Linked DNA regions of Homo sapiens: region 2 is linked to region 1. Evidence: chromatin loops called from intact Hi-C (ENCODE). Cell type or tissue: IMR-90. All regions are shown on one strand. Each heading gives the region's core, and the rest is flanking DNA. Links, peaks and the distances in the headings are about the cores only. Region 1 holds the start of LOC124905096 (a long non-coding RNA gene). Region 2 overlaps SEZ6L (seizure related 6 homolog like).

Region 1 (11,737 bases), core at 1,170-9,169:
ATTCAAGTGATTCTCTTGCCTCAGCCTCCCGAGTAGCTGGGACTTCAGGCATGCACCGCTACGCCCAGCTAATTTTTTTGTATTTTAAGTAGAGATGGGGTTTCACCATGTTGGTCAGGCTGGTCTTGAACTCCTGACCTCAAGTGATATGCCTGCATCAGCCTCCCAAAGTGTTGGGATTACAGGCGTGAGCTACTGTGCCTGGTCAAAAGCTCCTTTAGTAAGTAAAAATAAAAATGCTAAGCCAGGAGAAGACATTGTGTCATAGTATAATTGGCAGCATGTTTTTTTCTTTTTTAGTGGTGCATAAAGTCATGGTGACATCTTAGATTTAATGAAGTACAGCAGCTCAGCTCTATTATTTTAAAATTTAATTTAATTTTTTTGAGATAGAGTCTCGTTCTGTCCGGGCTGGAGTGCAGTGGCATGATCAAGGCTCACTGCAACCTTGACCTCCTAGGCTCAGGTGATCCTCCCATCTCAGCCTCCCGAGTAGCTGGGACTACAGGTGTGTGCCGCCATGCCTGACTAATTTTTTTTTTTTTGGTAGAGATGGGGGTCTCACTATGTTGCCTCGGCTGGTCTCGAACTCCTAGTCCAATTTTTTAGAGCAAGTTCAGAACTCCTGTGAGCCAGGAGCCTGACATCTCCAGGCCCCGTGGACCCTGTGTGGTGAGTAGGTTTCTTTACCTTTACACACGGGCAGGGGCCCGTTCCAGTGGGATGGCTGTCCCAGGATGCAGCGGATGGTCACTTCACCCATGAGCTCAAAGCCTTCGTAGCACATGAAGGTGAGGGACTCTCCTGGCAGGTAGAGTCGCTTGTACAGGATTTGGTATCCATTTTCAGGCAGCCCTGGGTTGTCACATGCCAGGGACTCCTCCGCTGAAATGCAAGCCAGAAGGAGCTCTGATGAGATGATGCAAATCTTTGGGGAGTCCTGCTCAGAACCCGTGTGATCTAGCTTTGGTCAGCCTCTCCAGCATCCTCTCTCTGCATCCCCACCTTGCATCAGACTGTTTTCTATTTCTCAAACTGTTCTTTCTGTCTTCCACCTCTGGGCACAGATTACATACAGGCAAGGTAGAATGAAGTTGGCTGAGGAATCAAGGTTAAAATATGAGTTCTGTTACTTGTTAGCTGTGTGATCGCCAGCAAGTGGCATAACCTTTCTGATCCTTAGTTTCCTCATTAGCATAACGACGATCAAAGTAATATCTATCTCCTAGGAATTTGGAGGACTAAAATAGGTAAGTAAGGAAATGCTTAAGATGTTTTGTTTTTGGCATGTCATACGTACTTAGTAAATGATGGACGGTGGTGGTGTTTAATTATGAAATCTTCTTCTTGCTTTTCACCTGACACCTAACCTGCGCATCCATTATGACTACGTCTTGTCTTTCAATACTCAATCTTCATTTCTCCTTCTCCAGGAAGCCTTCCTTGATGCCTCCTACCGTGAATTGAGTCGTCAGTCTTCTTAGTTTCTCCAGCACTGCATGCACTGTACTGTACTGAATTAGTTATCTGTTTCCCTCATTGGAGATGAGCCTATCAGAGCAAGCCTGAAGCTCAGGGCCTGGGAGCCTGGCAACAAAAGGCCTCAACTATTACAAATAAGCCCATACTGCCATCTGGTGACTGCTCTCTTCAGCTGCAGACACAAAGTACCCGGTAGCCTAAGACACCCAGGCTGGAGTGCAGTGGTGCAGCACGGCTCACTGCAGCCTTAACCTCCCAGGGTCAAGCAATTCCCCTGCTTAAGCCTTCTGAGTAGCTGGGACTATAGGCGTGTCCCGCCACACTCGGCTTTTTTTTTTTTTTTTTTTTTAAAGTAGAGACAGGGTCTTGCCATGCATCCCAAGCTGGTCTCAAACTCCTGGGCTCAAGCAATTCTCCTGCCACAGCCTCCCAAGGTGTTAGGATCACAGTATTTACTGGAGAGTTGAACCTGCAGGTTTAACCCATTCCAGGCCGCATGTGAGATCTAGTCCTTTTTCAGCACCTGGATGGAATGGACAGCCAGCAAATTGCTTCACACACAGGACTACAAATCCTAAAACATTCTAAACTTTATTATTTAAAAAATTTTAAATTGTAGTAAAATCTACATAACATAAAACTAACCATCTTAACCATTTTAAGTGTACAGTCCAGTAGGTTAGTGTACTTTTACATTGTTGGGCAACTTATGTCCAGAACTCTTTTCATCTTGCAAATCTTAAACTCTATATGCGTTAAACAACTTACCCTAGCCCCTGGGATCCACCATTCTACTTTCTGTCTCTATGAAGTTCACAGCTCTAGTTATCGCATGTAAGTGGAATCAGATAGTATTTGCCTTCTGTGACTGGCTTCTTTCTCTTAGCATAATGTCCTCAAGGTTCATCTAGGTTGCAAGATGTGTCAAAAATTTTCTTCCTTTTCAAGGCTAATATTCCATCGTAGGCAGGTGTCACACTTTGTTTTTCGTTCATCCATCGATGGACACTTGTGTCGCTTCCCCTTTTGGCTACTCTGAACAATACTGCTATGAACATGGGTGTACATGTTAAGCTATGCCCAGATTTCTGACCCACAGAAACTGTCAGATAATAAACGTGTTGTTTGAAGCGTCTCATTTTGCACGATGAATCTCAAGCATGCCTTCAAGACCCAGATTGCTCCCCAAAGGCATGAATTCTGTCCTTGGAACTCTGTCTTATCATCATCATAACTTCAGAATCTTTTCTGGCACTTCTTTCCCAGGCTTTAAACTCATATATGCTCATACCCAGTACAATGCCTGGTTCACAGGAAGCATTCCTTTATTTACTCAGATAATGTTTATTGAGCAATTATTATGTGCCAACAACATAAATAGTACTGAGGACACAGAGGTGAATAAAACAGATATAATCCCTGGTCCTACGGCACTTGTGGTTCAAGGCACACAGTACAGTATAGGTCCCAGCTAGAACCCTTTTCTCTGTGAACATGACTTACATTTGGGCTCTACTCAGCTTGAGTAATGTCAACTGAAACAATAGTTACCAAGCTTTCACAGATTAGGAGATTTCAAATAATAATTTAGATTTCTGGATTCTTCTGAAACATTAGAAGATTGGGCAATACTGGGTTCACATTGTTACATGGCAATGACTGGCTGGAGTTGAGTAATGGCTTTCCCTGTTAGACCAGGAATATTCTTTACTTTAGCCCCAGTCTCTGCCACTCCCTATTGTCTTTCACGTGGTACTTGCCTGGCCTTGTAGGCATTTAAATGTATCACTTTTCCAATGAAAAGATGAATGAATCAATTGATGAGTATGTTTTAGTCACAGTAATCACCATACATGAAGAATCGGGACTTTGATCTCCTCCAGTGGGTGGACGGGTAGGAATCTGGCTTCACTCTTGAGGTTGAAGGGTTTTCCTTTATACTTCAATAGCAGTCTTCCCTGGGAGTTATGAACTGTTTCCTTCCCACCCTTGAAATCTAGCCCAGAAGTCAGCCTGTGGGAAGAGACTTCCCAGGTCACTGTGCAGCTGGAGTTGCATCTTGGATGACACCATAGATAGCTCTGGCGGGCACCCATGCATTTATTCAGAAAATATATCTTGAGTGCTTACTTCATGCCCAGCAATGCGTCCAGCAATGCGGTGAGGAGGTGAATCAGACATCATTCCTGTCCTCTAGAGCTCATGGTCTGCATGCTCTAAGGGGCCAAGCAAATGTGTAAATGGACAATTTAATTAAAAATGGCAGGTGCCATAGAAGAGAGAAACTCAGAAGACCCTGGGTGGCTGCAGAAGACCCCTAAAGTAGCCAAGGGAAGGGGCTGTTGGAATAGTTGAGCGAGAGAGGCAGAGATTTTGAATGTAGCTCCCTTTCCACAAGACTCCCAGAGATGAGGCAGTAAGTGGTTCAGCTGACACTTGGCCAAGGCTAATCCTTCCACTAATTGAAGGTCATCTGTATACTTGAAGTTTGCCCCCTGGCATTCCAGAGCAGGATGGATATGCAGCCAACGCTTCTGTGTTTGAGCCCAGAATCAAATCACAAAGCCTTGCTTAAGTCAATCATGGGGCTCCCTCCAAGGCAGCACTCTATTATGTGTTTATGGATGAGACCTAAGAGGGCTGGCAAGGAATCATTCACCCTGCAGAGCGTGCCTTGGGGATGGACTGTAGGAAGGGAGAATTTTATTTTTATTTTTAAAGCCTGTGCTTTGATGTATTTTTTTTTAATGCAGGGTGGGTCTGCATTACTTTACAATAAGCATAGATGGTATAATGAACAGAACCCAGTGCCAATCATATTCTAATGATTCCTCTGAAAATATCCTGAGGAAGTCTTTGGTCCTCAACCCAGCTGAGCTCACTGCTGCATCCTTGGCAACCTGGTACAGGGTAGGTGCCCAGTAAATATTTCTTGAAAGACCTCACATCATTTCATTTAAAGGCAAATTGCAGAGCAGGAGCGCTTGGGTTCAAGTGTCCAAGGGCTCAGGATGCACATCCTAGTTGTATGTCTGTGAGCACAACTGACCTCTCTGAGCCTCAGTTTCCTCATCTTTAAAATGGGCTGTCTCAAGGTGTTGTTATGAGAATAAAACAAGCTCACGCACATGAGATGGGCAGCATATAGTGAGCACCCAATATACACTGATTATTTTTATGGCTTTTAAAACTCTTGTCATATTTTCATACCAATTGTACTGTTGTTCACTTAATACATATATATATATATATATTTTTTTTTTTTTTTGAGACAGAGTCTCACTCTGTCACTCAAGATGGAGTGCAGTGGTGTGATCTCAGCTCACTGCAACCTCAGCCTCCTGGGTTCAAGCGATTTTCCTGCCTCAGCCTCCCGAGTAGCTGGGACCACAGGCATGCGCCACCAAGCCTAGCTGATTTTTTTTGTTTTTGTATTTTTAGTAGAGACGGGGTTCCACCATTTTGGCCAGGCTGGTCTCGAACTCCTGACCTCAAGTGATCCATCCGCCTCAGCCTCCCAAAGTGCTGGGATTACAGGCATGAGCCACCACACCTGGCCTATGTAATATATTTTTAAAAATTTCTATTGACTTGTTTTTCTATTTAGATTGCACAGTATAATTTAGCCTCACTCTAAATAATAATAGTCTTATAATCAGAGGTTTCACATGTCAGTTTTAATTTTTCTAATTTTCTTAAGCCAAACGACTCACAAAAAGTTCATCTGGACACTGTTTAAAGCCGCGTGGGTATCCCCGTAGTGTATCTAATACTCCTACTCCTCGGGAAGTGCAGCCCGGTGCACAACACTTTATAGCTTTTGAACTCCCAGAGTCCAGAATACACTCTCCGTGTTTTTTTTGTTTTTGTTTTTGTTTTTTGTTTTTTTTTCAGCCCGTAGACTCTGTTCCTCCAATGTTCCATCCCTGTGCTAGGAGCTGGGTATGAAGCAGTGAATTAGAGAATCACGTTTTCTGTTCTCCCAAAACTCAGTCGAATGGGGAACAGAGAACAGTTACCGGGTCATTACAGCCCAGTGTGGTCTCAGCTGTGCTGGGGAAAGCGCACAGGAGAAGCCTCACTTTCCCGCCCCCTGGTCGGGGAGGCTTTTTCTTGATGACGTTGGTGGCTCCCTTCAGAGAACACAAATCCCTACTGTATTACCTGCAGTGCAGAAAAATGACCAGCAGGTGGCAGTGGCGACACAAAAGAATTCCCCCATGAACCTTTCCTCGGAAATTTTCTTTCATAAATTAACAGATGAATTAATACAACAAATATTCACTGGACACCTTCTGTGTGCCAGGCATTGTATGCGCCGGGCATACAATGATGAGCAAGGCGAACATGGTCCCTGCCTTCATGTAACTGAACACTAATTCAGTCCTGTATGTATTCCAGAAGTATTTCCTGATACCAAACCTGTGCTAAACACTGTCCTCGCCCTGGGGAGATGGAAGGTGCATAAAGGATAAATCGTTAGACCTGGGTGTAAAGGAGGATATTGACAGCCGACCTAGGAGCAGGACCCCCAGGCTAAGTGCTAGAATGGCCTTGGGTTATCCTGTGCCCTGGCTCCGCCCCTATGGTATTTTAATTTAATTAGTCACCCAGAGTATTCTTTTTAAAACTCTCCAGGAGATTTTAAAGTTTGGCAAGGGCTCAGAACCACTGGTTTGGTGTCCTGGCATGGTTAACATATTAACTCATCATTTAATTAATTTCCAAAGTATTTGCACAACCATTCTGTATTAGATGATTTGCATATATTATTTCTAATCCTTCTGCAAAGTCCTTGAAGGTAATAACAATCATGACCAAAACAGCCAACATTTACAATATTTACTGAGGGCATTCTCTGAGCCAGATTCCATTCTGAGTGTTTTATATCTATGAACTCATTTAGTTATCACAACAACCCTAAGACACAGATATTATATCTTTATTCCTACTTTATTTTATTTTTATTTTTGAGACAGGGTCTCATTCTGTCACCCAGGCTGGAGTGCAGTGGCGTGAACACAGCTCACTTCAGCCTTGACCTCCCTTTCAAGAGATCCTCCCACCTTAGCCTCCCGAGTCGCTGGGACCACTGGCGTGCACCATCATGCCTGGCTAATTTAAAAATTTTTTATGAAGACAGGGTCCTGAGGACCCTGAGGTTACCCAGGCTGGTCCTGAACTCCTGACCTCAAGTGATCCTCCTGTCTCGTTCTTTCAAAGTGTTGAGATTACAGGCATGAGCCATCATGCCTGGTCATCATCTCCATTTTGTATCCAAGGAGAATGCAGCGCAGAACGGTTGGGTAACGTGTTAAAGGTCACAAGCTAGTTAGTGGTATAAATAAGATTCAAATCCAGGTGGTCCAAGTCCGGTCTTAACCACTGCACCATGCAGCCATTTTACAGATGAGAAAACTGAGGCTCAGGTGGAACTCACTGGTGAAAAGTCCCCTCAAGCAGGAAGTGGCTGAGCTGCAATTTGAGCTGAGGATTCTCTAGCTTTCAAGTCAGCCTGATTCAATTTTGACCCAGTCCTCAGTAAGAGTTTGAAAACAATGTCATATGGAATTTTTCCCCAGCAGGAACCAGCTCTTGGAAGGCATTTGTGTGTATCTTCAGCACCTAGAAGATGGCAGAAGAGTCAAAGGAATAGGAACTTGAATTTGAAACTGGAGGCCTGTGTCTGCTGCACCACCTTGAGTGAGTTGCTTATGTCTCCATACTCCATTTTTTTCTGCCCATAAACAGTCTGGACCTTAGCCGAGACATGGCTAGGCAGTGACATGTAGTCACACTTTGAAATAAGATCATCTAAGGCAGGTTTTCTCAACTTAGACAGGTTTTACATTTGGAATGGATAATTCTTTGTGGTGGGGGCTGTCCTGGGCACTGGAGGATATTGAGCAGCATCCTGGGCCCTGACCTGCTAGAAGCCGGTAGCACCCCTCTTCCCTGACAAGTTGTGACAACTCATAATTTCTCTAGAAATTGTATTTACACATGTCCCCTGGAAAGCAAAATCGCCTCTGGTTGAAAACCACTGGTCGAATGTTTTAAACAATTCGGGTTGCAACTGGTGTAACTCCAGCCGTTCTCTCCCAGGAATGCAAATGAATTGGACCGATGGCCTTATAGATCTACTCACGAACCCACTCTCGTTTCTGTTTTCTTTTTCTATTTTCCCCTCTCTTTAACAATAGAAGAAAATGTACATTTCTGGAGCACATTTGAACAAAAAGCTCGAAATCAAGTCCCCTAGTAATAGTTACAAATGGTTTGCAATATGCCCTACAAGCAGTGGAGCTTTGAAACAGAGTGGTGATTAGCAGCCAATGTTAACTGACGACTTGCTATGTGCCAAGCACACCATTCATTAAAAGCCTTTATATTTATGATTGGCATGTTCGTTTTTCAATCTTTTTGGTGAGAAAGCTGGCTTGTATAAAGTCATGGTGCTTGTAAGAGGCAGGGCTGGGGTACAAACCTGGACGTGCTGGTTTTTAGTGCTGTCCATTTAATGGTTCTGCTATAACAAAGGCCCTTCTTTTACCCAAATCCCCTAGGGTTATCATGGATTTCTGTGAGAGACCGCTTTCCCAGAGACAGAGATTTCTAAATGAGGACGGGAACTCAGCTAACACTGGACATGCTGGCCAAGATGTGGCCACAGGAGACGGCTCAACAGTGGAAGCTCCTACGGTGGCCACAGTCTGGCCACAGCACCTGTGGGCTCTGTCCAGGCTGGGAAATCCCTGTGTCTCGTATCCCAGGTGTTCTGGGCTCAGGGCTGTGAGAACCAGGGCCTCCCGGGGAATCGCTGTCTCTTAAGCAAGCTAAGTGGCTCCTGGAGAGCCACTCATAAAACCCTTGCCGGATTTGTCAGATTCTTTTTAGTTTTGGTGGTGTGGTTTATGTCTTTGGGATGGTTACCTCAGGAGTCATCCACCACGTCCTTATCAAAGAGGGGAAGTTGCAACAAAGCAGAGGTGTGATAAAGACCACATTCATTTTGCTAACAATATCAACGACAGTAATAGTAACATCATTTGTCGAGCCTCCTGGGCTTGGGGGATTCAAGGATCAACTGGAGACAATCCTAGCAGGTGAGTTATGTGTTTATTCTATATATATATTTTAAAATTCTTTCTCTTTCTTACTCTAGGGAATGTGATTCTACAAACATATAAACAGATCATTTCAATAAACTGCAGCAGCTGTGGTGACAGATGTCACTGTAGGTTCCATGGGAATTCTGAGGACAGAAACACAACCCGGCCTAGGAAATCAGGGAGGACTTCCTGGAGGAGGTGGTGCTGACGATTCATTGTGATTTCCTTCATAGACCTGTCTCTCCACCCTCCTTTCCAAATAGGCCCCAGGCTCCATGAGAATGTGGGTCATATCTGTTTATACCTTACTGTTTTTCCAGGGGCTAGTGCCAGGGTTCCCAAACTTTCACCAAGGTGACCCAGGATGCCACCAGGAACTCACAGGGGGTGCTGTGGGATTTTTAAAAAAAGTTCTGAGGGCCGGGCACAGTGGCGCATGGCTGTAATCCCAGCACTTTGAGAGGTCAAGGCGGGTGGATCACAAGGTCAGGAGACCATCCTGGCTAACACGGTGAAACCCCATCTCTACTAAAAATACAAAAAATTAGCCAGGCGTGGTGGCGGGCACCTGTAGTCCCAGCTACTCTGGAGCCTGAGGCAGGAGAATGGCGTGAACCCGGGAGGTGGAGCTTGCAGTGGGCTAAGATTGCGCCACTGCACATCGGCCTGGGCAACAGAGCCAGACTCCGTCTCAAAAAAAAAAAAAAGTTCTGAGGAAACACAATGATGTGTTGGACCCTTGTGAACTACCAGCTCAAGATAGTTCACCGTTTCAACATTAGATCACGTCACCTTTGTTTTGGTGATGACTCATCATTGCAAAGCTGGATTTTTTTGTGGTGCTCGTGCTAACTGTGACAAAATCAATGTGGAACAGGAAATTAGGGTGGCGAAGTCCCATCTGATCCTAACGTTTAAGAAGATTTGCACAGCCCAACGGGTATACACATCCTCGTAGCAGCAATTGTCATTATTATTATTATTATTATTATTATTATTATTATTATTATTATTATTATTTGAGACAGAATCTTGCTCTGTCTCCCAGCCTGGAGTGCAGTGGCATGATCTCAGCTCACTGCAACCTCCGCCTCCCGGGTTCCAGCGATTCTCCCGCCTCAGCCTCCCAGGTAGCTGGGATTACAGGCACGTGCCACCACACCCAGCTAATTTTTGTATTTTTAGTAGAGACGGGGTTTCACTATGTTGGCCAGGCTGGTCTCGAACCCCTGACCTCAGGTAATCTGCCCGCCTCAGCCTCCCAAAGTGCTAGGATTACAGGTGTAAGCCATCACGCCCAGCCAGCAATTGTCATTATTTAATAATAAAAAAAACCGTTTTTCTTTTAATGTATGTGCATTACTTTTTCAAATGGCTACTATGCTGTGAAGAGATAACTACTCATTCAGTTGTTTGTACCTAACTGTTTAATAAATGGAACTGGTATTTAATAAATGGAAATGGTATTTTGGCCTAGGAAATCTGTGAAAAAATTCCTGAGACACCAAGGGTGTCATGAGTTGAGAAAGTTTGGGAACCTCTGTCCTAGCGTGTGCCTGCATATAGGAGGCCTGAACAACTGAGTAAGCTGAATGACTGAGTGAGTTGCTCCCAACAATCCTTCTTGGTAAAGGGTATTATTTTCTTTCACAGATGGGGGCTCTGAGGCCCAGAGAGGGCAAGTTACTTGCCCAAGGTCACTCAGCAGAGCTGGAGGGTGTGTCTGACTTTGACACCCAGACTCTTCCCTTTATCTCTGCCTGACCTGTCTGTTCTTAAAGTGCCCTGGGGTAAATGGACTAGGATTAAAAAGATATGGCTTTCAGTCCCAGGGGACCAAACTATGGCTTTGGGCAAGTGACTGGGCAAGAGGCTGTAGACAACCAGAGCTTATACAGTTTTCTTTTCTTTTCTTTTCTGTTTCTATGTTGTTGAGACAGGGTCTCCCTCTGTTGCCCAGGCTGGAGTGCAGTGGCGTGATCTCTGCTCACTGCAACCTCCGCCACCTGAGCTCAAGTGATTTTCCTGCCTCGGCCTCCTGAGTAGCTCAGATTGCAGGTGCTCACCATCAAGTCTGGCTAATTTTTGTATTTTTAGTAGAGACGGGGGTTTCACCATGTTGGCCACACTGGTCTGGAACTCCTGACCGCAAGTGATCCTCCTGCCTCAGCCTCCCACAAGTGTTGGGATTACAGGCGTGAGCCACCTCACCACTGGGCCCAGGGGCTTATGCAGTTTTCTGTCTGCTTCATTAACTTCTTGGTGGATCTTTGTCCACTCTTAAGCACCAGAGGTTTGCCCAAAAGCTGAACTGCAGAGTGATGAGGTTGGGAAGATGCTTTTGGGTTTAGTCAGGCTTGAGTTAGAATTCTGTTCTTCCTTTCTGTTGTGTGACCTCAGGAAAGCTACTCACCCTCTCCAGTCCTTCTTTGCCTGCTTTTAAGTGGACAGGCATTCACCTGTGCGATTTCCGTGAGGGTGAAGAGTGTTAGTGTTGGGGAAAAGGTCAGCCTACTGAAGGGGCCCATCAAATGGGTGCTGTTCCCTTTGTTCAGTCGACAAAACGTTTCAAAGCTGTTTTATGTCTGACAACCTCAACCTTAAAAATGCCTTCAGAACCTAGACTGCATCCTCCCTCTTACTCAGGAGCCGCGCTGCCAGAATCGGACCATCTCTCGCCTCCTGCGTTATCTCCCATCAGCCTCACCCGCTTGTCACGTCGCTGCCACCACACGCAGGGCTCTTCTTCAGGCTTTTGGGAGTACCGCGTGTCTCCTGACACCCCGCGTGGCTCGTGAACTCATTAGCATGGGTGTAAGGGAAGCCGTCTCTACTCAGCACTGCAGATCCAATGCTGAGATTTCAGGGAAAAGCATTCCCGAAGGGAGGGAGGGAGGCTTGCGTCTTGGAAATCCAGCAGCAGCTGCCGCAGCTCAGAGGGTCTTTAGAGACTGGGTCTCATTGGTGAAGTGCTTTTTCTTTTTTAAAAAAATGATGCCTCCACCTTTCAGTATTTTAATAGAAGCTTTTATTTTAAGCTTTTCATCTCTGGGTCTCTGCAGCTGGAGTTACTAAAGTGGCTGCTTCTGATCGCTCTTGCAGTCACTAGAAGGAAATGGGAATGACACTGACGTCCTAGGGCT
Region 2 (11,737 bases), core at 2,033-10,032, 66 kb after region 1:
CACCATGTGAATTTCTTTCCTGGTCCTTAACACAATCTGTTACCAGCATGTTTGCATCCTTGTTTACTCATTTACATACTACAGCCTCACCTTGACTGGAAACTCTGTGAGAGCAGGAACTGGGTCAGGGTCCCTGCAATAGCTCTAGCAACAGGTGCAATGCCTACCACACAGTGGGCGCTCGGCGGATGTTTGTCGAATGAGTACCTAGATAGGAAAGGCTCTGAATGACAAACAACGCCCAACAGGTGCTTAAAATTCCTTCTGTCCTCGAAGTCTCAGATTCTGTCTGCTGGCTCAGAAAGCCCACTTCTTTTTACTAGAGGGCACCAGACTGTGTCAGCAGGCTACCTCCAACAATTTCTACATGGAGGCTTTGAGTAAGTGACTTCACCTACATGAGCCTCATCTGCAAAATGGGGATAATGGCTCCCATCCTATGGCATTGCTGTGAGGATTAAATGCAGCCTCTGGCACGGTGTGCAACACATATTGGCTTGGCTTGAAAAATGGCAGTAGTTACACTCAGAGCACAAGAAAGAAAAGAAAAAAATATTTAATTTTGCCAAATGTAAAAGCTTTGTGCATCAAATAACACTGTCAGTAAGTGAAAAGACAACCCATGAAATGGGAGAAAATATTTGCAAACCACTTATCTGATAAGGGTCTAGTGATCAGAATATATAATGATTGCTTACAACTCAATAACAAAAAGACAAACAACCTGATTAAAAAATGGAAATAAGAACACTTTTACACTGTTGGTGGGACTGTAAACTAGTTCAACCATTGTGGAAGTCAGTGTGGCGATTCCTCAGGGATCTAGAACTAGAAATACCATTTGACCCAGCAATCCCATTACTGGGTATATACCCAAAGGATTATAAATCATGCTGCTATAAAGACACATGCACACGTATGTTTACTGCAGCACTATTCACAATAGCAAAGACTTGGAACCAAGCCAAATGTCCAACAATGATAGACTGGTTTAAGAAAATGTGGCACATATACACCATGGAATACTATGCAGCCATAAAAAATGATGAGTTCATGTCCTTTGTAGGGATATGGATGAAGCTGGAAACCATCATTCTCAGCAAACTGTCGCAAGGACAAAAAACCAAACACCGCATGTTCTCACTCATAGGTGGGAATTGAACAATGAGAACACATGGACACAGGAAGGGGAACATCACACACCGGGGCCTGTTGTGGGGTGGGGAGAGGGGGGAGGGATAGCATCAGGAGATATACCTAATGTTAAATGATGAGTTAATGGGTGCAGCACACCAACATGGCACATGTATACATATGTAACAAACCTGCACGTTGTGCACATGTACCCTAAAACTTAAAGTATAATTAAAAAAAAATGGGCAAAGGACCTGACTAGACATCTCCCCAAAGAAGATCTACAAATGGCCAACACATACATGAAAAGATGCTTGACATCATTAATCATCAGGGAAATGGAAACTAAAACCATGAGATACCTTCATACCCATAAGGATGGCTACAATAAAAACAACAACATGGAAAAGAACATATGTGGGCAAGGATGTGGAGACACTGGTACTGTCACATTGCTGAGGGGAAAGTAAAATGGTGCAGCTGCTGTGGAAAATCGTTTGATGGTTCCTCAAAAAGTTATACATACAATGACCCTATGACCCAGCAATTCCACTCTTGAGTATATATCTAAGAGAAATGAAAGCCATATCCACACAAAAAACTGGCATACAAATGTTCACAGCAGCATTGTTCATAATAGCTGAAAAGTAGAAACAACTCAAATGTCTACTAACGAATAAACAGGTCAACAAAATGTGGGACATCCATACAATGGAATATTATTCAGCTGTAAAAAGAAATGAAGTACTGATACATGCTACAACATACACGAACTTTGAAAACACAGTGCCAAGCGCTAAGTGAAAGAAGTCAGACATGAAAGTCACATATTATATGATTCCATTTACATAAAATATCCACAATAGATAAATCCACAGAGACAGAATGCAGCCGGATGGTTGCCAGCGAGTGTGGGGAGGAGGGAGGGATGGGGAGTGACTGCTTTCTGTACAGTGTTTCCATTTGGGGTGTTAAAGATGTTTTGGAGCTAGGTAGTGGTGATGGTTGCACAATAGCGTGAACATACTAAAATGTCTCCAATGGTAAATTTCATATTATGTGTATTTTACTCCAATAAAAACATAAATAACAATAGTCATCCATATTTGGAGCAGTTTCTTCCCCTGGGCTGAAAGCCATTCCCTGAGGTCACTCTCGGTGTCCTACAGGTTGGTCTTTCCCCTCTTAGTTGGACCATCAGGTTTGGTCCGGCTGAGGCTGGAGCATACCTGAGCAGATGGGCTCCTGGCTGCTCCAGTGCGGCTTGGAGGCATTGATGCATGTCAGCATCTTAGCGCCCTGGAGCTCATAGCCCAGGTGGCAGTGAAAGTGGGCCACCCCACCTGAGTGCAGGTCCATCACCGTGACATCCCCAGAGTCAGGCCGGCGGGGAAAGTTGCAGCTCAGCATGAAGGCTGGGAAGAAATGCAGAGGCAGACTCAGTCATCACTTGGAGTGGCAGATCAAGAACCTGACCCACATCCTGGGAGCCAGTTTGTGCTGGGGAGAGAAGATGAGGCCCCTGGGGACTCCAGAGCTCTGGAGAATGGTATTTTTGTGACTCTCTTTGATCATATCAGGCTGAAACTGCCAGGTTAGCACTTTCTTGGGACTTAAAAATCGCCACCCTGCCTAAACAGAGACAGCAGGTTTGGGATGAAAAATGAGTTTCCATACCTCCTTTGAGCCTATCTCTATCTATGTAGAGACAGATTGGCCTTCTCTCTGGGACTGGGAGGGGCAAGACCACCCAGGAAGTTTAGTCCCACCTGCGTGCACATCTTGAGTGCTTGTTAAAAATGCAGATGCTTGAACCAGGTCTTTGGGAATTGCCCAAGGATATGAAAGCTCGAGAACTACTGGCCTGCGAGACAGGAGCTTGGGCTTTAGAAAGAAAACTAATGTGAGTTTACAAAACGATGTCACCTTGAGACAAGGACTCAGTGCCTCCACCTTACAGGTGGTGGTGGGGATTAAATGAGATAATACAGAGAAAGAGCCTCCTTCGCAGTCAGTAGATGGGGGTAGTAAAAGGGTGCATGGGGACATACTGAATTCCTCAGTTTTCATAAGAGGATGTCAAATTCATCCTAGCTTCTTCACCCTAGACCATGGTCTGACCTCTCCTGCAGCACAGAATATCTTTATTCTCAGTACTGATGAGGAGGAATACATTCAAGTTCATGATTCACATTCTTTTTTGTTGTTGCTTTTAAATTCACAACAACAGCAAAGGGCAGTATCCCACAATGAAAAGTTGTGATGAAGTGGACACTCCCCTTTGCAGTCATCCACCTGTTTCAGAAACAGGTGAGAGAAAAGTTGAAAATGAGTTGTTGTTGTTTTCAAATGTCTGGACAATTTGATATAACACATGATGGCTCTCAATATCTGGTTGCATGGTTCACGAATCCACTTTCCATTCAGATGTTTCAGCAGTTGGTAAGTATCCAAGGGAAAGTTCCTGGGTGAGGCAAAGGAGACCTGAGGTCATGGGAGCTGCATAGGAGGAAATCGGGGTGGAGGAGAGGGGAAGAAAAGGGGGACTAGGAAAGGAGAGAGAGAGAGAAGGGAGGGAAAATAGAGGGTGGAAAGGAAGAGAAAGAGAGGAGGAAATGAAGAAATAAAACAAGCAAGCAAAGAGGGAGGAGAAGAGAAGGAAGGAGAAAGGAAGTAAGAGAAGAGAGGAATGAACAGAGAGCAAAACAGAGAAGACAGGAACAGACAAAAAGGAAAACCAGTAGAGGAAGAAGAAAAGAGAGAAGTACCCTGTTAAGGCTCTTTATCAGGAGTCTGTGGACGCACAGTGGATCTATATATTGAATTCAGGGCCTGTGAACTTGAATGAAGGAAAGCTGCTTGCTTATTTTCATTAACCTCTACCTTAGCTGTGCTATTTTCCTGGCAACAAACTGAAACATTGTAGTAGAACCTGTGACTTTGACACCAAGAGAAACCACAGATATTTTTCATATCATAATGGATATCTCAACCTATTTCTTATGCTCCTTAGTACTTTGAAATGTCAGCAATTATAAGAACTACTAGAAGACATTGTTTAATGAATTAATAAAAAGCACATAGATTAAGGCATCATAGATTATAACAGTATTTTGATAACTGCAGCTCAGTAATACCGTTTTCTTTAAAATTGTATATATTTTATTTTATACTTTTAAAAACATTATTCTGAGAAGGGGTTTGTAGGTTTTACCAAACTGTCAGAGAGGTCCCTGGCACAAAAAGTTTTAAAATCCTTTTCTCCAGAGGGAAACTGAGGCAAACGCCTATGTTTCATCAGCCTTGGCCTGACCCTACCCTGGTAGTGAAGCTGGAAGGTCCCAAGGCCGTCGTCCTGGAAGGTCCGGAAGTAGACGGAGATGGTGTTGGTGGGGCTTCGGATTACCTGCCCCTCCACCAGGAGTGTCTGGTTGGCCAGGACGGTCAGGGTAGGGCCGTCCACCCCGCGGATGGAGAGCAGTTCCCCATCGGACAGGTTCACACTCTTCACCTGGGAACAGGCAGAAGCAGACAGAGAGGAACTCTGAGTTGTGTTTGAGACAGAGCCTTCTAAGGTTGCAAAGAAGTCAGTGAAAAGTGGCCCAGGTACTGCTAGCCCCTGGTCAACGGGACCCCTGGGCCCCATGCCGAGCCCACAGGAGCCCTGGGAATATCAAGGTCCCCCTAATTTCCCCAAAAGCCAAGGGGATAGAGTGAAACCAAACTGCAAGGCAGAGGCATTGCAAGGGACTTGCAATGTGAGGCCCCCATTGCTGTGTCCTGTAAGAGGGGCCTTTGGCACAGGCCCTGGATGCTAGTGGGTGGGATAGATTATCCTGGAGCTGGTGAGTGGAGGCAGCAGTTGGATCAGCTTGTGCTTGAGATCCAATCTCCAGGGAGCCGGGAGAAGCATTCTACCAGAATGTATACTCTGCAAGGTTAGGGATTTCTCCATGCTGTTCAATGTTTCCAGTGCCTAGAATAGTACCTGGCACATATTAAGTGCTCAGAAAATATTTAAAAAAGATTGAATATATTCTTCCATTTTCTGCATAAATTGGTAAGTGAGGGGTGGGGGCCTCATTTCTAGGGCACTCTCTGGCCCATTCTCTTATTCTCCCCAGTGGTGGCTACAACTGCAGGACAATCAACCCCTATCTCAAAGAATCAGACACTTGCTTTGCCATTTACACTCTGTGGGATTTGAGAAGAAAGAAGCGAGATACTTTAGTTGTACGCAGGGAGGCTGAACAAATGGTATGTGCGCGTGTGTGTGTAAGGGAGAATTTAGTCAGGTCTCAATGCCTAATTTGAAGACTTACGCTTTTATGAGTAGGGCTTGGAACTTTAGTTTCTCTGCCTCTCCTCTAAACAGGGCAGGCCTTACCCACAAGCTCTTCTTCCTTCAGGCCCTATATCTTATCCTCTTTTCTCTTTGATGAACTCCTACTCATTCACCAAAGCCCCATTAAAATTGCCCTCCTCTATGAGACCTTCCCTGATTGCCAAGGAGTTTGCCTGTTCCTTTGCTGCGATTCTACAACAACCTCTAAAACACCAATTAGAGTCCCTACTAAATGGCATCCTACGTATTTCTCTTTTAGGGCAGGCATTGCATCAGTTTTTTACATCAACATATTCTCCTGTGTCAACAGCTTTGCCTGGTGCATTCTAATTGCTCAATGAATGAACTCTACTGTGCCTGGTAAAAGGCTCCACACAGTACTGGACACATACTGGGTCCAATACTCTTCATGACATGGAGGAAAGGGTTCTTAAGCACTATAATAATCTGGACTGCAGGTTTTCTCCAGTTTATTTTAATTCCATGAACAATTATTAAGGACCTACAATGTGCCACACACTTGTGCAAAGCTCTGGGGACTGCAAAGACTACAGGTTCTACTGCTGAGGGGCTTACCTTTTGTCTCTCTTATACAAGTAAAACAAAAACAAAAACAAAAAACCTTCCTAAGGTAAGGTCATACACCTGCCCCAGCTCAGAAACTTTTGATGGCTCTTTATTTCCCATGAGAAAAAGGAACACATTCAGGGTGATTAGCATACTGAAGATAATGGATAACATGCACTGCATGGTCGCGATTTCTGCTGGGCTCTGACCAAATGATTTCTCTCTCTCTCCTCCCTCTCTCTCTGCTGGGCTGTGGCCAAATGATCTCTGCATTGTCATATTTACTGCTCCCCCAAACTTTACAAAGCAGTAACATTATTCCTATTTTATTGATCGGGAAACTGAGGCTCAGAGAGGTGAAGTTCCTTGTTCAAAGTCACGCAGTTTTAACTGGAAGAGGTAGGACTTAAAACCCAGATGTTTGAGCATTATGCCACCCTGCTTTTCCTTTCTTACTGTATGGGCAAAAGTTTAAGAATAAAATGTCCTAATAACCAGAAAATGAAGGAAAGCAAGCAAGCAAGCAAGAAAGAAAGAAAGAAAGAAAGAAAGAGAAAGAGAAAGAAGCAAGAAAGCAGGAAGCAAGCAAGCAAGCAAGAAAGAAAGAAAGAAAGAGAAAGAGAAAGAAGCAAGAAAGCAGGAAGCAAGCAAGCAAGCAAGAAAGAAAGAGAAAGAGAAATAAGGAAGCAAGCAAGCAAGAAAGAATCAAATGAATCAGGTGGAGCTTCCGTGTGTGTGTGTGTGTGTGTGTGTGTGTGTGTGTGTTTATGCACGTGCATGCGTGTGTGTATGTGTGTGTGAGATAAGCAGAGTATCAAGGGATTTTCCTTCTGGGAAATACCTCAGAATTTGTCAGCATGTTCCCTCTATCCCCACAAGCTATTTTAGCAAAGCATTGAGTTAAGAACTCCTACTCATTCGCCAAAACCCAGCTAAAGTTGGCCTGGTTGGGCAAAGACAGAACCAAACTAGTTAGCATAACAGTAAGCCTGACTCAGACAATCCTCCTGAGACTTCCTGCTAGACGAGGCAGCCTCTGTGAGGTACTCTCCTGGGGTTACCTGGAGCTCCACCCCATAGCCAGTGTAGACTGTCACGTTGTATGTGCACTCCAGAAAGTTGTTGAGGGGCAGCAGTGGGTAGTCGCTGGAGTCAATGTACCCCTCAGGATTGGAGAAGCTCACACTGCAGAGAGCTGGAAGGAAGGACTTTAATTAGGACACCAAAGACAACTTGGATGTAAGCTCAACCATGGGCTGTGGGGTGGAATGGGGGCTTTAGGGGAACCTGCATTTTGCTGTTCCCATCTGTCCTTCTGCTGTTAATTCCTCAGCTCCAGAATTGACATGATAATAAAAATAGCAATAATTGACACAGAATGATCACTTACTATATCCTGCTAGGCACCATTTTAGCTAGTCAACAGGGGTGACCCCACTTATTCTCATAGGGACTGATAATATTTCATCCCCAGTTTAGAGGGAAGTAAACAAAAGCTCAGAGAGGGGCCGAGCTCAAACAGCAAGCAGGATTTGGACCCAGAGCTCACGTGCTTTGAAGGGTGGCCACATTGCACTTGTCCAAAATCCATGTATGCTTGACAATTGGGGGTCCTTCTCCCATTTTAAAGATGGTAGAGAAGACTGGAACACAGAAGAGCATTTTATCAAGTCTAGAAAATACATGTAATGCTAAAAGCAAATGTGCTTTGAAAAGGCTAGTGGCTTTGAAGCAGGTTAAATGAAGAATTCCGTTCCAAGATGAAAAGGTTTTGAATCTTGCTCATTAGCTGTGTGACCTTTGGCAGGTTGCTTGGGGGTCTCAGGGTTTCAGTTGTCTCATCTTTAAAATGGGGATGTTGGCTGAGTGTCCTGGCTCATGCCTGTAATCCCAGTGCTTTGGGAGGCTGAGGTGGGAGGATTGCTTGAGCCCAGGAGTTCCCCAGCCTGGACAATAAGCAAGACCCCCTTTCTACAAAAAACAAAAAAATTAGCTGGACATCATAGTGCATGCTTGTAGTCCCAGCTACTCAAGAGGCTGAGGCAAGAGGATCACTTGAGCACAGGAGTTTGAGGCTGCAGTGAGCTATGATCGTGCCATGGCACTCCAGCCTGGGCGAAAGATCAAGACCCCTTTGCTAAAACAACCCCCCAAAACAACAAACAAATGAAATGAGGCTATTAATTCTGAGCCACAGGGCGAAGCTCATAGTCAGTGCTCAATGGACGGTAACTGATGGTGGGGCCGGGGCTTCTTGAGATTCCTCTACCCACATGCCCTGAACATAGTGAGTGCCTCATGGCTGTTTCAGGATGGCTTCAGGAGTTGGGGGCTGCATACCTGGTGCCTGCTCGGTGGTGATGACCGTGGTGGTGATAATGGTGGAGGTAGTGGTCTCCTGGCTCTCCTCTGAGGCTGACCCAGTCAGCTCATTCTCACCTTTGTCCATCAGGGCCATGGGGCTGGTGTCCTCCTGGGGGGCCTCCTGGGCCATGTCAGGCCCAGGCTCCCCGGGTTCTGGCCTCTGGGGGAGTGTGTGGGCCACATAGGGCTGCGAAGTGAAGGGGGAGATTTGCAGGGGTGCGGGTGTTGTAGGGACCGCACTCTCCTTTCGGTCCAGCCAAAGGGGCACTTCTGATGCCTCCTCGGAGGCCACGATGGGGTCCGGGTCCCCCGGTGGGCCAGGCTTCTCCGTGGAGGAGGAGAGGAGATCTAGGCCCTGGGACGCTGGCTGGGACCCTGCCCTTTGGACAGTGGCTGCGGAGGTGGCCTTGGGCCTCAGCTGCTTCCTGGCAGAGTTCACCTGCTTGAGCGAAGGCAGTTTCTTCTTGGGGGGCAAGGCGTGCTTGGGGCGGGCCTCCTCTGGAAGCAGCGGTGACAGGGCTGGGATGTCGTGATGTGCAGAGGGTGCGGTCCCATCCAGCACCAGCTCGCCCAGCACTTCCGCCGACTGTGAGGAACTGGGGGGCGCTGTTACCACTCTCTCTTCAGGGTGCTCTTTGCCAGGACTGCCTCTCTCCGGGGCTCCTGAGGGCAGGAGGTAAGGACCCAAAGGGCTAGCATCTCCCTCGGGAAGAGCATCTTGGAAGAGGAGAAAAGACACCAGTTAGTTTGGGGAGATTTAGGACCTTCACCTGCTGTCAGACTCTGAGGGTGGCCCTCCTAAGGGCGGTGCCCAAAGCTCGTCCGGCTGGCCTCTAAACCAACTTCTCCTTTCTCCCTCCCTCCCTTCCTTTCTTTTTTCTCCTCCTTCCCTCTCTCCCTCTTTCTCTTTTCTTCCTTCTTTTCCTCCCACCCTCCCTCCTTCCTTCTTTCCTTCCTCCTTCCTTCCTTCCTTCCTTTCTTTCTTTCTTTCCTCCCTCCCTCCTTCCTTTCCCCTTCCATTTTTTTCTTTCTTCCTTCCTCCTTCATTTTCTTCCTTCATTTCCTTCCTTCTTTCCTTCCATCCATCCTTCCTTCCTTCCTTCCTTCCTTCCTTCCTTCCTTCCTTCCTTCCTTCCTTCCTTCCTTTTCCTGAAGACTTGGGCTTGATCATGCCAGGACTGAGCTAAGCATTAGGAGTATAGAAACAAAAAGCACAGGGGCCTCACTGCCTGGTTGTATATGTACTGGGAAGGGGGATGGGAAAGTAGACACAATCATATTTGATATGATGAATGCTTGGAAAGAGAAAAGCTTGTGTGCTAAGAGAGCAGAGAGGACGGGCCCTAACCCCGTCTGCAGGACAGGCATGCCATGTACAGTTGGGCAGATTGTTCCCTGTACAAAGACATGCAGCTAAGAGGATGAGTGGGGATGGACACCAGGCCACACTCTCTTTTCTAAGCTGTGTGCTCTGGCTGGGCTTGGGGGATGGGGGAGGAGAGTTTTTTTAAATTTAAATTTTAATTTTAAGTTCTGGGGCCTATGTGCAGGATGTGCAGGTTTGTTATGTAGGTAAACATGTGCCATGGTGGTTTGCTGCACCTATCAACCCACGCTAGGTATTAAGCCCAGCATGCATTACCTATTTTTCCTAATGCTCTCCCCTCCCCCAACTCCACCCCGCAACAGGCCCCAGTGTGTGTTACTCCCCTCCCTGTGTCCATGTGTTCTCATTGTTCAACTCCCACTTATAAGTGAGAACATGTGGTGTTTGGTTTTCTGTTCCTGCCTTAGTTTGCTAGGGATAATGTCTTCCAGCTCCATCTATGTCCCTGCAAAGGACATGATTTTGTTTGTCTTTATGGCTGCATAGTATTCCATGGTGTACATGTACCACATTTTCTTTATCCAGTCTATCATTGATGGGCATTAGGTTGATTCCACGTCTTTGCTATTGTGAATAGTGCAGCAATGAACATGTGCATGCATGTATCTTTGTAACAGAATGATTTATATTCCTTTGGGTATATATGTAATGGGACCCAGTAATGGGATTGCTGAGTCAAATGCTATTTCTGGTTCCAGATCTTTGAGGAATCTCAGCACCATCTTCCACAATGGTTGAATTAATTTACATTCCCACCAACAGTGTAAAAGCAGGGTTGGGGGAGGTACATTTTAAACTGAAGGAATGTAAGAGTGACCTTGTGGGAGACACAGAAATGTTTTAGGATTCAGAGTCACGAGGCAGATTCAGAACAGAGGACTGTGTGAAGACCCATGGAGGCTTGGAGGCTGGGCAGAGGTGGGCACAAAAGAATTGCAAGGGGTTTTGGAGCACAAGTGGAGAGTACGGGGGATAAAGCTGGTAAGGTAGGGAGGCAGGGGCCAGGCCCTGGAGGGCCTTGTATACCTTGCTAACTTCTTGTAATTCATTTTGTTTTTTCTTGAGACGGATCTCACTATGGCTGGTTGCAAACTCCTGGGATCAAGTGATCCTCCCACCTTGGTCCCCATCCTTGCGATTTATTTTTGTCTGGAAGGTAAAACCATTTAGTCATTTTATTTTATTTTATTTTATTTATTTTTTTGAGACGGAGTCTCACTCTGTCGCCCAGGCTGGAGTGCAGTGGCGCGATCTCGGCTCACTGCAAGCTCCGCCTCCCGGGTTCACGCCATTCTCCTGCCTCAGCCTCCTGAGCAGCTGGGACCACAGGTGCGTGCCACCATGCCCAGCTAATTTTTTGTATTTTTTAGTAGAGACAGGGTTTCACCATGTTAGCCAGGATGGTCTCGATCTCCTGACCTCGTGATCCACCCGCCTCGGCCTCCCAAAGTGCTGGGATTACAGGCGTGAGCCACCGCGCCCGGCCCAATAGTCATTTTAAAGAAGGGCTGGCCCAGGCAGCTGTCTGGCAGAATGGTGCTGGAAACCAGCTTTGTTTGCTTTTTAAAGACCCAGTTCTGCCAATTGCTGGTTAATGACTTCACTCTCCAAGCCTCAGTTCCCTCAGCTGTCAAATGGGGCTATTATTTCCTATTTCCTGGGGTTGCCATCATTCAGCGAGTTGATGTATGCAAAGCACTTAGGACAGCGCCTCACCCGTAGTGAGTGCTTAGCAAATGCCAGCTGCCGTCATGGTTTTTACTCTTGTCATTGCAATCACAGCCCCTCGGCAGGAAACTGGAGCAATCAGAACATCCCCGTGAAGATGTCTAGATAGAGAGGAATTACATCACGGGGACAAAGGCCCTCGGACTGATAGCTGTCCTTGTCGATTTTCTGCAGGGAGACACTCACTCAGCTACAGTCTCCAGGCCCTCCAG

What was found. A loop is a pair of places that touch in the nucleus more often than their neighbours do. Peaks named below come from ENCODE experiments on the same cell type or tissue, not always from the same donor. Only the 100,000 strongest peaks of a DNase experiment are listed, where the experiment ranks them.
Region 2: a loop joins it to region 1, with 4 times the contacts of the local background. A loop is called at or near these places in 2 of 110 quality-filtered maps.

The regions. Positions count from the first base shown.
Region 1 is chr22:26,354,520-26,366,256 of GRCh38, reverse strand. It overlaps SEZ6L (seizure related 6 homolog like), which reads right to left. Exons shown (of 17, transcript NM_021115.5): 13 at 691-885. It overlaps LOC124905096 (a long non-coding RNA gene), which reads left to right and starts at 5,232. Exons shown (of 3, transcript XR_007068038.1): 1 at 5,232-11,737. In IMR-90, for the core only: CTCF peaks have their summits at 1,625 (motif pointing left) and 5,659 (motif pointing right); DNase peaks (open chromatin) are centred at 1,606 and 5,646; H3K27me3 peaks cover 385 bases.
Region 2 is chr22:26,289,796-26,301,532 of GRCh38, reverse strand. It overlaps SEZ6L (seizure related 6 homolog like), which reads right to left. Exons shown (of 17, transcript NM_021115.5): 2 at 8,387-9,127; 3 at 7,108-7,241; 4 at 4,453-4,645; 5 at 2,364-2,549. Among named protein-coding and RNA genes, the nearest start is that of SEZ6L-AS1, 49 kb to the right of the region's middle. In IMR-90, for the core only: no CTCF peak of the experiment used is centred there; no DNase peak of the experiment used is centred there.